Regions from separate parts of the Homo sapiens genome. Here region 2 is linked to region 1. Evidence: read pairs that join two places in POLR2A ChIA-PET (ENCODE). Cell type or tissue: GM12878. All regions are shown on one strand.

Region 1 (2,500 bases):
GAGTCTTGCTCTGTCACCCAGGCTGGAGTGCAGTGGCACGATCTCAGCTCACTGCAAGCTCCGCCTCCCGGGTTCATGCCATTCTCCTGCCTCAGCCTCCCAAGTAGCTTGGACTACAGGCGCCCGCCACCATGCCCAGCTAATTTTTTATATTTTTAGTAGAGACGGGGTTTCACCGTGTTAGCCGGGATGGTCTCGATCTCCTGACCTTGTGATCCACCTGCCTCGGCCTCCCAAAGTGCTGGGATTACAGGCGTGAGCCACTGCACCCGGCCTGAGGAGTTCTGTTCTTTATTCATCTGCATCCTAAGCAAAAACAGCCTCTTTCTGTTAGAAATTATTTGAGGCCTCAAAGGGAGGTAACAGTGCTATGTTGTCTGCAGATTCCCTGCCAGGGATAAGTTGGTGATGGACAAGTGATTATCCCTGGGTGGTGTGACTCTTTTTTCTACTTTTTATTTGATTATATTATCCCAAATTACTTTTACAATGAGCAATCCCTGCTTGATTAAAAACAACTAGAGCATCAAACTTTGAAGCATCCCTTTTAAACTTTTTTTTGTTTTGTTTTGTTTTGTTTTTTAGTGACAGTGAAATGATCCCTCAGAGTTCCTTCCCTAGACTCACTGGAGAAAACAGCATATCCAGGGGCACAAAGTGATATTATACAGAAGGCACAGACAACAAATTAACAGAACTCTGCTGCTCTAGGACATAGCTCCTTCAATTCCTGGCCTTTGGATCAGGTGACAGAAGGGCCACTCTCTAAATATCTCCTTCCAGTACCATCATTTCTGCACTGGCTAGTAAGGACCAAATGTGGCCCCTGTTCCTTTCCTCCCATTCTGCTTTTGGGTAGTGGCTGCTTCCTGCTGAGACAGCATGTTTTTGGGCACTCCCTCTGGGAACATGGCATAAGAGGGAGTCAGAAGCCTTCCTCTCATCTCTGCCTCCAAGTCTATCACCTTAGACAAGTCGCTGATCCTCTCCAAGCCTCAGTTTTTTTTTTCATCTAAAAAATAAAGGTAAGCACGATAACCACCCCCACTGGGTTTTTTTTAAGGAGGACCAAATGTGATGATGTTTTAAAAAAGTATTTTACAAGCTGTAAAGAACCCTCATTATTCATCTTGGTAAGCAACTTATACCTGGGAGTAGAATGGGGTAGGGGACAGATGGAAATGGGTCCTCACGTTCACTTTCAGAGCTCATATTTTGGAGCAAAACTTGGAGATAATAGTATCTGACTCTTCTCTTGTCTTTTAACCACCACTCCCCTACACCCTGGTGAAACCTCAGTGTGTGGGTGTGGTTGCAGGGGCAGGCTATCTCTGTGGTCACAATACTCAGGGGGCCTCCTTCCTTCCTGCTACCTTCTCCCTGGCTGAGTGGGCATGTGTGTTGGGGAGAGCTTCTACTACCATCAAATAGAACCTATTAAGTACCTGGCAAGTGTTTCTCTGCTAGCTGGACACTAATCCTTTTCTGCAAGGGAGGGACCCCTTAATAGCCATCACTAGGACATCTTCTCTGCCCTTGCCAACGCAGCTGCTGCTTCATGATCTCCCTGGAACAGGAGGGAACTTCCCCCCCAAACAGAAGGTGTGCCCCATTACAAGGCCACAGAAATAAACTCCCTCTGCAGCTTCTCAACTAAATGGGGACTCCCAGATGGTAAGGCCCAAGTTCCAGGAGAAGCACAGCCAGGTTATCCCATGACAGGGAGCTGTCCACTACTGGCTGGTGGGCGATAGGGCACATCTGAAAAGGTGATTCTCTTTGACTAACTGCTCTTCATGGCATACAGCCTAGCAACTTGACCATTGATATTTCCTTTTTTCCTAGCATGGCTTTCTTTTATTTTATTAATTTATTTCAAAATTATATGTATCTGAACACCTGTGAACACATCTGTCAACCCAAGATCTAATTTTTTTTTTTTTGAGACAGGGTTTCACTGGTACCAAGGGGAGTGGCACAATCACGGCTCACTGCAACCTTGACCTCTTCAGGTTCAGGTGATCCTCCCACCTCAAGTAGCTATAGCTGGGACTATAGGTGCACCTGTAACAGGTGCACCAAGCTCAACTAATTTTTTAAATTTTTATTATTTTTGTAGAGACGAGGTCTCCCTGTGTTGCCCAGGCTGGTCTCAAACTCCTGGGCTCAAGTGATCTACCAGCCTTGGCCTCCCAAATGCTGGGATTACAGGCATGAGCCACTGCACCTGGCCTAAAATATCAACAATAACTTACATTTACCTGTGTGCTTCCCTTTACCCCTTTACTTCCATTTTGTCCTAATAATTTTCTTCCTTTAAAAAATAGTTAAATTAGTGTTATCCTTAATTAATGTTTAATTAATGTTAAATTATATTTGATTAACGTAATGCTTAATAAATGTTTAGTTTTAGTTGTTTTTAAACTTGTTAGAGGGCCAGCCACAGAGGCTCACACCTATAATCCCAGCACTTTTGGGGGCCAAGGTGGGAGGATCGCTT
Region 2 (2,500 bases), 340 kb after region 1:
ATTCTCAGTAAACTATCGCAAGAACAAAAAACCAAACACCGCATATTCTCACTCATAGGTGGGAATTGAACAATGAGATCACATGGACACAGGAAGGGGAATATCACACTCTGGGGACTGTGGTGGGGTCGGGGGAGGGGGGAGGGATAGCATTGGGAGATATACCTAATGCTAGATGACACATTAGTGGGTGCAGCGCACCAGCATGGCACATGTATACATATGTAACTAACCTGCACAATGTGCACATGTACCCTAAAACTTAGAGTATAATAAAAAAAAAAAAATGACTTATATCCAAAAGACAGGCAATAACAAATTCTGGTGAGGATACAGAGAAAAGGGAACCCTTGTACACTGTTGGTGGGAAGGTAAATTAGTACAACCACTATGGAAAACAGTTTGGAGTTCCTCAAAAAACTAAAAATAGGCCGGGCGCGGTGGCTCACATGGGAGTGCAGATATCTCTTCGATATCCTGATTTTGTTTCTTTTGGGAATATACCTAGCAGTGGGATTGCTGAATTATATGCTAGCTCTATTTTTAGTTTGTTTTTTTGAGATGGAGTCTTGCTCTGTTGCCCAGGCTAGAGTGCAGTGGCGTGATCTCGGCTCACTGCAATCTCTGCCTCCCAGGTTCAAGTGATTCTCCTGCCTCAGCCTCCTGAGTAGCTGGGGTTACAGGTACCTGCCACCATGCCTGGCTAATTTTTGTATTTTTAGTAGAGACGGGGTTTCACCATGTTGGACAGGCTGATCTCGAACCCCTGACCTCGTGATCCACCCGCCTCAGCCTCCCAAAGTGCTGGGATTACATTCTGGCCTATTCTCACTTACTTGTGGGAGCTAGAAATTAAAACAATTGAACTCAGGGAGAAAGAGGGTAGACAGATGGTTACCAGAGGCTGGGAAGGATAGTGGGAGGTGGGGGCAGTGGAAGTGGGGATCACTAATGGGTACAAAAATATAGAAAGAATAAATAAGACGTAGTACTTGATAGCATGACAGGGTGGCTATAGTCAGTAATAATTTAATTGTATATTTTACAGTAACTAAAAGAGTGTAATTGATTGTTTCTAACACAAAGGATAAATACTTGAGGTGATGGATATCCCATTTCCCCTGATATGATTATTAGACATTGAATGCCTATATCAAAATATCCATCCACATTTTAAAAAATTATAGCAGAAGTGATGCTATGCCAATTTTCTGGCTCAAGTCTTAGGAAACTGACAACTTCCCCTTTGTCTCTCTTAGAACCTAGGCACTGTGCTAAAAACAGCTTATGAAGAACCATGTCAAAAGAACTCTGTCCTTCACCCCTCAGTCTTGGCTGAGCTCCCAGTCAATAGCAAGCATTAAACTGCCAGTCAGATGAATGAGACATGTTAGAAGTAGATCCTTCAGCCCCTAGTCAAGCAAACACCTTAAGGAGAGGAACTTTTCCTCTTAGCACTGCCTACAGTTCAGATTCAAGAGCAAAATGACTGTTATTTTAAAATAAATAAATAGAATGAACCTCAAGATAATGATACCATTTTTTAGTAAATTGCTAATTAAGTAACTGAAATTGGGAGCTCAATATTTGAAGGAAAAAACCTTGATATTAATCAACCCCAAAGCCTGTCTTTTAGTCCCAAATAAGTCCCCTAAAATTTCACATTTGTACAACCATTAATTTATTCTTGCTGCTTGAAGAGTATTTAAAGTTGGCACTAAAAATAAACCACAGAAAGTCAGTTCCTGATACTCTTTGGTAGGTAAAACATAGCTTTTTCCACTAAGCTTTTAGTTTATTAGAGTAGTATTTCAAAACAAGGCTTGGTGATTACAACAAACAAACGTGGATAAATGGCATCTAGCAATAAATATACTTTCAAATAATGTCAACTTTATTTTTTTAGAGGTGGGGTTTCACTATGTTTCACAGGCTGGTCTCAAACTCCTGGCCTCAAGTGATCCTCCTGCGTCAGCCTCTCAAAGCTCTGGGACTATATGGAATGATCCACCATGCCTGGCTCAATGTCAACTTTTTTTTTTTTTTCAGACAGAATCTCCCTGTGTTGCCCAGACTGGAGTGCAGCAGCACTATCTCGGCTCACTGCAACCTCTGCCTCCCAGGTTCAAGCAACTCTTGAGCCTCAGCCTCCTTAGTAGCCGGGATTACAGGCACACACCACCACCCCCTGGGCTAATTTTTGTATTTTTAGTAGAGATGGGGTTTCACCACATGGGCCAGGCTGGTCTCAAACTGTGGGCCTCAAGTGATCGGCCTGTCTCGGCCTCCCAAAGTGCTGGGATTACAGGCATGAGCCACCACACTGGGCCCAATGTCAACTTTAATATCAGAGCAAAACAATTCTATATTTTTACCTAGTAGTAATACATCAATAATACAGATCTAATGGAAATACTTCTACAAAAAAGAAACCATAGAATACCTTTAGAAACAATTGGGTTCCAAATGCATTTTTAAAAATTAGCAGACTGGCCAGGCG

What was found. Peaks named below come from ENCODE experiments on the same cell type or tissue, not always from the same donor. Only the 100,000 strongest peaks of a DNase experiment are listed, where the experiment ranks them.
Region 2: POLR2A ChIA-PET joins it to region 1 with 5 read pairs; 3 of 35 experiments call an interaction of 5 or more read pairs at or near these places.

The regions. Positions count from the first base shown.
Region 1 is chr2:62,312,871-62,315,370 of GRCh38, reverse strand. No RefSeq gene overlaps it. Among named protein-coding and RNA genes, the nearest start is that of MIR5192, 110 kb to the right of the region's middle. RefSeq lists enhancers at 1,458-1,557, 1,618-1,667. In GM12878, no CTCF peak of the experiment used is centred here; a DNase peak (open chromatin) is centred at 1,370; H3K4me3 peaks cover 1,231 bases; H3K27ac peaks cover 2,262 bases.
Region 2 is chr2:61,977,535-61,980,034 of GRCh38, reverse strand. All of the region lies in intron 1 of COMMD1 (copper metabolism domain containing 1), which reads right to left. Among named protein-coding and RNA genes, the nearest start is that of COMMD1, 73 kb to the right of the region's middle. In GM12878, no CTCF peak of the experiment used is centred here; a DNase peak (open chromatin) is centred at 1,304; H3K27ac peaks cover 498 bases.